Linked DNA regions of Mus musculus: region 2 is linked to region 1. The links are chromatin loops, found by intact Hi-C in ENCODE. Cell type or tissue: gastrocnemius. All regions are shown on one strand. Region 1 overlaps Sgk1 (serum/glucocorticoid regulated kinase 1). Region 2 has its middle 65 kb from the start of Gm5420.

Region 1 (5,000 bases):
TTGATATGTCTTCAATAGAAATTACATTTTATAAAAAAAAAAAAACGTGATGTTTTCCTGGCCAGCAATGTATAGACAGATTGTTCCTCGTGATAGTTACTGTAGGCTAACATAAATATTGGTAGAGCAGGCAAACCAAATAATAATGTATGGTAGGTTGTGTGCGCTAAGTGCTTCCTGACAATATGCTGTGTGTTTTATTGGGATGACCCTTCGTTGTAAGTAGAATAATACCTGTACTGTATAAAAACATTTTCAGTGAATTTTGGGAACCAGACAACACAGCCATTGTAGAATACTGTCAGTTCATCCCCCAGTCAAACAGCAGAAATAACAAGTAAGTTTAGGAAGAGGAAAAGGGAAGATACATTCCTGAGCCCCACAAAGGCAGAACAGATCTTGCTCCATTTGTAAAGCCACCGAAGGCTGACCCCTTGGTTTACTCAATCTGAGGGAACGTGAGGGGGCTCCTCTGTGAGTAGCTAAATTGGTTCTGTAGTCACACATGCATCTGGCAGTGGGGTAGTCATGAGGCTGGGATTTAATGTCAAACAACTCAAATGCTGCATAAGCTTGACTCTCAGCACCTTCCAGCAGAGGCGTCTGAAAGGACACTCACCGGACCCTGGAGCAAGTACCCTGTCCTCTGTCTAGAACTGCGCATGCCTTGCTGAGATAGAGCAAAGTTCTTTCCTGCATTCCAAATCCTGGCTTTAGAATTCCACTGGTTTTCCCAGCGTTTGTTTGTTTGTTTGTTTGTTTGTTTGTTTGTTTTTGAGATGGGGTCTCACATAGCACAGGCTGGCCTTAAGCCCACTGTATAGGTTAAAATGGCTCTGAATGCCAGTCATGCTGCCTCTGACTTCTTAGCGCTAGGAAAACATGGCCTTACCACCACACCTAGCCCAGAACCCAACACTCCCTATTAAGGATGCTAAAAAGTCAAGAAAAATGTGTTCCTGTCTTTCTGGTTCTGGTAGCCAAGAGTACACGGAAGAATATGGGGTTCCACATGCAAGGAATAATGTGGGAGAGGTTGCTTCAGTCCAAAGGAAAACCTAGAATCTGAGTTTACAACCTTCCCCTGTCAATTCCTTGTTTAACAGCTTAAACATTAAAAGCCAAAACAAAAAAACAAAGTGAGCTATTTTATCTAAATGAACAGGCAACACCTAGTGTGATCTCCGGCTGCAGGACTTGGGTCCCACAGCATGTGTCACAGTGTGCCTGTCTGTGTCTCCAGGATCCTTGTCACTCTTGTGTTTGGAGCCCTAGATAATAAGGCTCAATAAATGATGAAACTTTAAATTTCAAGAGAAAAACCCCACTAAAGGTCCAGTAAGGAACAACATAGTGAAAGCATCAATAAAGCAAAGTATAGGGCTCTTTTGCTCACAGCAAAGGGAAATGTGGGAACTGTCCTATAAAAGCACAATTCTTCCTCCACACATACACACTGCCCACTAAGAACATGTTGCACCATTAACTCTGTTGCATTACCTCCTTGAATACATGCATTGCTCACAGTCTATTATTACAGTTCCGTTCTTGCTAGTGGAAGAAATGAAATCACCCAGGGGGTAGATAGTGGCAGGAAGCTGCTGAGGCGGAAGTCCGGAATCTGTGGCAGAGGCAGGAGGTCTTATTCTCAAGTTCACCACTTGAACCACAGCAAGTAATGCAGAACTCAACTTGGCTGCTTCCTGCTACTCTGGGCATGGCCCACTGAAAGAGACATGCTTCAGGAAAAGGAGAGTGCCTGTGGCTAGCAGTTTCCAAATGTACCATGTTATCTGAACGTGCCAGCCCATGCCTGTAATGCCAGTACTTGGAAGACTGAGGCTGGAGATCGTCATGACTTTGGATCAGTTTGAGACCTTGGATGACAGTAGGACCTTGTCTTACAGGCACACACACACACACACACACACACACACACACACACACACACACACACACACTCGCACGCAGGTGGAAGTGATGGATGTCTGTTTTGAAACGTTTGAGTCATAGAAATAGATGGTATAGGAGCAGCATATGAAAAGTGGAACACACCTCTGTCCTTCTGATGGATTTTCTTCACAAAATCTTCAAAATGAAGCACACTCCTCCACTTCAAGTTTTGGTGAAGGCTAACCAAATTAATTTGTCCAACATACGTTTAGTTGTGCCTGTGCCATATGCAAAGAACTCTTAGGAACTGAATACCCTGGGGATTATCTTAAAGGGAAGTGGGAGATAGCTAAAAACTTGGTGATTCTAACTTAAGACGTCCATCTTTCCTCCCCTCTCTTTTCATGATGCTTTGTTGTACTTGGCAAAGGGAACACTGAGTTTGCAAGGAGCCTTTCACTTGTCAGCGTTAAAAAACTCCCCGTTATGCATTAAGTTAATCAATCAAGACTATCAGCGGCTATTGTCATATTGAGGTCATCGGTGGTCAAATTTCAACTTCTACAAAGCAAAGTAGTCTGAATCAGAGTTGATAAGAGAACTGATTTTGTGGCTGAGGTATGCTCCGCCTCCTGTGTGTGATAGGGTGTTGACAGCTCCCGGTGTGTGGGGCTCACACAGGAAGCCACACCTGTGAGCCCCAGAGTGTCATAGCTACAGAGTGCTTGGGAGCTGCTGTCTGCACTCTGCAGTCCACCCCACATTCTTCTCTAGATTTTTCCATTCTTTCCACCCCCTCTTCAACAGTGTTCCCTGTACTGTGAAGGGCATGTTAGAGACACCCCATTACAGCTGGGCATTCAACATTCATTTATATGTGTACCTTGACCAGTCACCGCTGATCACTGCAGAACAGAACCTCTCTGACCAATGCCAATAGTAGTAGCACTCTATGGCCACAAACACAGTTATAGAGAAGGCAATTTGGGAGGCATATCATGTCCACTTAGAAAATATAAAAACTCTCTCACTAGGCCAAATAACCTCACAAGCCACAGGCTTTCAACTAGGTTTATAATACCAGAAGTCAGTTTCTTCTTATGGACCCAGGACCAAATCCAATCAAAGAACAGCTGGTTACCCCCATAACAAACCTGACTAACACATTGCACCAGCAGGCTCACCTTGAACAACGCGTCCACAGCTGAGTAAGACTTACTGAGAATCCTCCCCTGGCAGCCTGCATAGCACCTTCTGGAATTCTGAGGGCTGACCAGCAAGGAGGAAAATTCCAGTCCAGTTCCAGCTTGACTTTCCCTGTCCTATGATCAAGGCATGTGGTGTCTTATCAATGGGGTATTACCGTCTAGTTCTGGTCAGCAAATAGCAGCTTGGACAGTTGCCTGTGTTACTTTGGGCTCTGCAAGGTCTTTCCTGGCTAATAACTTATAGCAAGGCAGCCCACATCTGGAACTGAGATTTCCATTTAATAATACATTAATTTTTTTCCATCTATACAAAGTAACTCGATGCACTCTTTTTGAGGAACTTTATTGTTTGATTTAATTACCAAGTGTATTTTTTTCTGGTTTTTCTTACACATCACTACTGTGGATTACGTCTCTCCTCTACACCCCCCCCCCATCACCCTGGCTCCCCTTCCCAACGCGTTCCCTCCCACCCAGGGGGCCCCTCTTCCATTTTCATGTCACATTTATTCTACAGCCAACACAGACACATACATACACACATACTATCACACATGGAAGCACACACGTAACCACACAGAGACACACAAACATAGAAACACATGCAAACCACACACATAGAATTCTGAAACAAAATAGAACATTAACTTTTCTCCTCAGGAAAAAAATACCCTCAGTTTTGACTGTGGCTCTTAAATTTTCCCTTCAAAATAATCTAGCTGTGCCCAGAAGTTTATGTCTATAATCCCAGAGATTGGGAAGCCTACACAGGACAATGGCCGGGCGTTTGAACATAGCCTGGATGACACAACAACACCCTGTCTCAAACAGCAAACAAATGAGCACTCGAAACTAAATCTAGACATTTTGACAGATGTAAGGGTTAAAGCAGCTTGTGATAAGCAGACTTGAAGAAATGCAGGAAGAGTTTCAGGGAGCCATTCTCTTACCTGGCAAGCAAGTGCCCGGATAAAAGTGTGGTCCTCAAGGCTGCTCTATGGTTTGATCATTGCCTATCGTCACTGGCTTCTCAGCACAGAGAACGCTATCATAGTTGCCAATAGTAGCACTGGGGAAAGCACACTGTGAACTTGGAGGGAGACTCACTCTGTGTCGAAATCCTAATTTATAGTCTATTCCAGACCACAGGGCCGGCAACTTAAAACCAATGTGTACAAAAAAAGCAAATGGTGCGCACAAGTTTCAGTCTACCGTGACAGCAGAAAGGAGTTTGAACTTGTGTAGCCTGTTCGCTCGTCTGAGTGAATGCTGAGAAGGTGTGAAGGACTCCAGCCCCAGAGAAGAGGGTGGACTTGAAAGCGGGCTGATTCGATTCTTCATTTCTACTCCTCTTTCTCCCTCTCCCTCCCTCCCCTTCTACCGTCTTCCCATCCTTCCTTCTTCCTGAGATGATTTGCTCTTACCATGAGGTCACGCTGCCCTCAAGCTTGTGGTAACTGACCCCCTGCCTGCAGGGATTACCACATGACCCTCAACATGTGGCTCTCTTCCTTACACTCCGTGTGAAGACTGAAGCACTTATAAATCCTAAACGTAACACCGAGACAAAACAGTACGTTTGTGTCTCTCCAGCAGCTGCACATGGCAGAGAACATGCCAGTCTTCCTCTCGCAAAGAATGCTGGGCGGGAAAATGTTCCTACCAGACTTCAGGGTGAGCTGATCCTCAGAAACTCATTATTCTTTATAAAATAATATTTGAATGGGTGTGGTGACACACGCCTTTATTCCCAGCACTTGAGAGGCAGAGACAGGCGTATCTCTTGAGTTGGCAGCAACTGTTCTATATAGCAATTTCCAGAACAGGACTACACAGAGAAACCCTGTCTGGGTAACAAACAAACAAGAGACTATGTAGTTTATTTAGGCTTATTGTATC
Region 2 (5,000 bases), 220 kb after region 1:
TCCATGGCCTGTCTTCCTCTTCCTCCTCCTCCTCTTCCTTTTCTTTAAACAACATCAACAGCTGTACTGTCCTACAATGTAAAGACCCCATGCACATTCTTATGCTTGTGGGCATCACAGACAACATGAGGCTCTCAAGGCGCTCTCTGTCAGGCCCCTCAACCTAGGAGAGCAAGCCTAGCAACCGAGCTTTCCTGGCCCCGAAGGGAAGCAGGCTAGGATGTGAAGAAGGAGCCTCAAAGCGTGAGCCAGAAGGTTGCAGGTGGGAGGTCCTCTTGGCTTCGTGAAATTTCCTCCTTTTAAACTAAAGCACAGAACTTAGGTCCGAGCACCATTTGCCTGTGCCTGTGGGCAGAGCTGTGTGCAGATCTTGGGCCACCAGTCTTTCAGGCAAGCCAGTCTTTCAGGTGTATCTCAACTGGCAGGAAGTAGAGCTGTGTCTTAAGCTCTTCCCAACCCCACACCCCTTTCTCTGCAACACAGAGCACAAGCCTCACAGCTTTCTAGAGCGGATGCAAGTACACCAGAGGCCCCTGACCGTTCTCTCCTATGGGAAGGCAAGAAGTCCTTGAGACTGATGCACATATGGCTGAGATTCAGGCCCTGAAAAGGCCCCTTCCAGCACATGATCCCCTCCCCTTCTTCCACACTTAGTCATTTCTAAGCTCCTACAGGCTCTCACCAAAGCACTCAGCAGGACTCAGGAACTTAATGGATTTTAGTTTCATTTTTATTGAGCAATGAAATGAGGTTTTATTCATTAACAACCTAAAATAGTTTTTAATTCTGTGGGGATAATTTAGAAATTGTTGTGAAACGTAATTCATTTTTATAAACATGCCCGTAGTGTGCTTTGCACTAAGAAGCACTCACACTGTGATTTTTTTTAGTGTGTGAGTGTTTGTCTGTGTGTGGTTGTGTGTGTGTGTGTGTGTGTGTGTGTGTGTGTATGTGTGTGTGCGTGCGCTTTCCAGGTCTCTGGGGAACAAAGTGCTATCTAGTGCTTCCAAAAGCAAAACTATTTCTTCTATCAATAAAATGAAGTCCTTTCTAAAAGAAAGATAGTCCAAGGGCTAGTTCTTCAGAGAGCTAGACTCTTCCTGTGGTTTACAGTATTTCTCTCCCCATCCCCTCAAGGTCTTTATGGGTACAAGCAAACCTTCAAATGCATCTTTCTGGATATTTCTGATTAAAGTCTGCATACTGGAGCTCCTAGGCCAAAGAGACTTCAAACATGAATAAAGTGAATGATATTTGGGGTGAAAAAGTGAATCCATATGGTATATACTTTTCTGCTAACAGGACGTGGCAGGTGTCGTTACTGAGATTGTCATTCACCTGAGCAGTGGTCCTCACTTCCTCCTGAGCATCAGAATCACCCACGGAACTTGCTAAAGCTAACTTGCCACCTTCTGCCTCTTCCTCTTTACATCTATATTCTCTGGGTCTGTGATGGGCCTTCGATCTGCATGCCTGACAAGCTTCTAGGAGATGCTGGCCCTGCTGGTCCTGGGCCAACTTTGTGATGGGGATCACATAACTTCATCATTACTCTCAGAGTCTCCGTAAGCGAGTGCATTTCACAATGGTCTTTGACCATGGAAGGCGGTGACACAGAGAGAGTCTGGGGTCATGGAGCTGATGACTACAGAGCTGGGATTTGGTTCAAGGTGTGACAAGGCTGATGTTTTCCCATAAGACAGCCATGTTCGCCCACAAGCGAACAACCCAGAGCTTCTCAACTAGACGGAGTAAGAATTCATTTACTCTAAGTGGCCATGGCCTGGGAACCTGCTTTAGATGGTCCTGAATAACATGTTCCACCATGAGGGCAATTGCATGAACTTTTACAGTCATAGAGGCAAAGGAAGTTATAAATAAAGGAATCAAATGATCTACAGGTGAGCTGGCTGCAGAAATGTGAACAAGACTGTCTGATAAACTCTGATGTCTTCCACAGCCTTCAGTCTGGTAGAAGCTAGTGGTGTGTAAATACATTCTAAAACTTTTACCCAACACTCAAAGGGATGTTAGGTCAGACAAAGGTGCATATTGAATGGCCGACGGGTGGGTGGGTAAAGATAGCCCAAGATGATTTGATTCTTGAGCTGCAACATTCCAACCTCCCACAATCACATCTCTGATCAGACTGTCAGTCCTGCAGAATCTTTAATACAAATGTGGCTTTGGGTGTGTGCCGGAGGGTGGACAGACACGCTTTAGTGTAACAGGTGTCTTCACATTGAACAAAGACCATCCTTGTGACGCCTGTGTCACCTCCACCCCTGCTGAAAAGAGGCACTTCAGGGTGGTGAGCAGCTAGGAAGTGTTCAGCAGAGATGTTCAGGAGAAACTGGCTCATAGGACTCATAGGACTCATAGGAGAGGGAAGTGCTGCTTCCAGTCTTCCTGTGGCTTTGGAACAGATGGATATCAGAGAATCCCTTCTCCTCAGACTCTGCAAACACAATAATCATTTCTTGGAAGAGAGCCCTTCCCTCTCCCAAGACCACCAGCAAGGTTTCTTCACAGGGCGCTTGAACAACCTGTTTATTCGGCAAACTCAGAAAGCAAATTGCACCAAGGGCAAAACAATGCAGCATTCCTGTTCAACCGGCTGGTTAATAACACCCAGCAGAGCCAAGAGGTGAGCATTTGGCAACTGGCATCTCAAATCACCAAATGATTCAGACACATTGCATGAATAAAGCAATCCTGGGGCCTGATTATGTCAATTTCACCTGTTTATAGCGCAGGCTCTGGTCACCCTGCTGTCTCTCCACATGCAGATCATCCTGCCTATATTATTATCGTTCAGGCTCCATTTACTCATCCTGTGAGCAGAGGACTCCGGCCCACCAGACACTTAGAAAGTGGTTCCATTCCCTTGATTTGTGGCTCAGAGTCTAGTAATGGGGAATGGGGGACCATTCTTCTTATGAATTTTATAATCTAAATGCATGCCTTCCATCTATGTTACATATGCATGTAGTCTGGGATGTCATATAGTACAAGGGGACACATGCCAACAGCTATTTTGTCCAGAGGTAATAAGGAGACTTACGCAGCCTGCAATTGTACCAATGATCTCCCGACTGGGTAAGGAAAGGTCTTAGGCAGAGACGTCTGCTTGTCAAAGAGCACTCACACATTGGCTTGCTCCAGGTGCCGGAATACATTGTCTGACTGAGGAAGGAACATTCATTGATGTTCACGGAATTCACTGTAGTGAGAGGAATTAACATTCAGACTGAAGGCTTGTCTCTCAGGAAAGCTGGGGACAGCCGCTCCAGCTCCAGGCAAGCTACTCACTGTCTCCTTGATTGGATCCTTCTTTGTCCCAGCCTGCTTCCGGCCTCTCTAATGAATGATAATGAAGAGGGAGTTGGGGAGACCCAGCGTCACGCTTTCAGAGGAGCACCTGAGTGGCAGATGGAGGGGTTTGGGGTGCATGCATTTTAAAGATGCTTAGCACCTTCTTTGGGAGCAATGTCTTAAGCATGCATAAAGCAAAGCTTCATCTAAGCCCAACAATTCACCAAGCAGGCTTCTGTGGAATTGTCTAAACCATCAGCATGTCACAGATCTTGCTAACTGGAACGCCATCGGCTAGAACTGCCCTGAAATGTTCATTTTGTAGAAAGGATGGGGGAAATTGTCTAAAACAGACCCATATTGATGAGTTAGATTTAAAAGAGCACATTTCCAGGCTACAGCAGGTTTGAGATAACCTCCACGAAGGGCATTTCAGGCAGTTACTATTAATAATATAATAATAATATATTAATAATATTATAATGCTCCCACAAGAGATTTTGTTATCGTGCTTGGTGTGGCAGTGAGCGCCTACCGGGGGAGGCTGAGGCAAGAGGGTAGCTAGACTTGTGGGATTACAGGCCAGGCTTTGCAACATAGCAAGTCTCTGCCTCAAAAACCAAAACGCATCCTTTTATCAAAAGGAGGTTCCCTTACTAGTCTCCTAATACTTGCAGCAGCGGAGATGGGTAAGATGTGTGCTAACTGCTGTTTAAGCATTGTCAATCCTCACATTTCTCATTTTCTGTTTTCTTAAAAAAAAAAAAAAAAAGACAGAATCTTAGGAAATCTAGGCCAGCATCAACCTTAATATAGTCCCTGCTTCCACCACCAAGTGTTGGGGTTACAAACATGCGTTACAAACACTAGATAATTTTCAGGCATTTTGTTACTGTTGCTCTTTAAGGATGATGGCTCACAGTGGTAGCCCAGGCTCACCTCAAATTCACAGCAATCCTCCTGCCTCAGCTTCTTGAAGGTTGGGGTTCCAGGCATGCACCACTGTGGTGGGCTAATGGTTCTTAAGCTGCAAGTGTCTCTGCAAGCTACCCCATTTTGGAATCATCACAGTCATACCTCCAGCAGGCAAGCTTGTGTGAGTTAGAGAGAGCGTGAAGAATAATGTTTAACAGCTGTGTCCTCTGCTTCCACCTCCAGCCAGCTGCATGCTCTTGAGCAAATCTTTTCTCCCTTGGAGCACAAGGCAAGCGGCAAGGTTAGAGAGCCACAAGGACTTGGTTGGGGTAGGGGTAGAGGTCAGGTTCGGGGGGAGGGGCACAAAACAACACAGACATACACACATACACACACATATATACATACACATATACACACATACACACATATACACACATACACACACATACATACATACACATATACACACACATATACACACATAGACACATACACACAAACATGCACACACACACACATATACACACATACACACATATATACGCACACACACATACACACAAACATGCACACACTTACACACACATATACACACATACACACAAACATGCACACACTTACACACACATATACACACACATTCACACTGAAGAAACATCAAATCTGTCTCACCTATGAGACTAAATGTTCACCATCTAACAATTTACACAGTGGGGGTTCCAGCTCTGTGGGCTTCTTAATTCAATAAAAACTGTGACTGTTCACAA

The links. A loop is a pair of places that touch in the nucleus more often than their neighbours do. Peaks named below come from ENCODE experiments on the same cell type or tissue, not always from the same donor. Only the 100,000 strongest peaks of a DNase experiment are listed, where the experiment ranks them.
Region 2: a loop joins it to region 1, with 2.1 times the contacts of the local background. A loop is called at or near these places in 1 of 42 quality-filtered maps.

Annotation. Positions count from the first base shown.
Region 1 is chr10:21,973,111-21,978,110 of GRCm38, reverse strand. The region is part of intron 3 of Sgk1 (serum/glucocorticoid regulated kinase 1); the gene reads right to left. Among named protein-coding and RNA genes, the nearest start is that of Gm34267, 83 kb to the left of the region's middle. In gastrocnemius, no CTCF peak of the experiment used is centred here; no DNase peak of the experiment used is centred here.
Region 2 is chr10:21,753,515-21,758,514 of GRCm38, reverse strand. No RefSeq gene overlaps it. Among named protein-coding and RNA genes, the nearest start is that of Gm5420, 65 kb to the right of the region's middle. In gastrocnemius, no CTCF peak of the experiment used is centred here; a DNase peak (open chromatin) is centred at 2,657.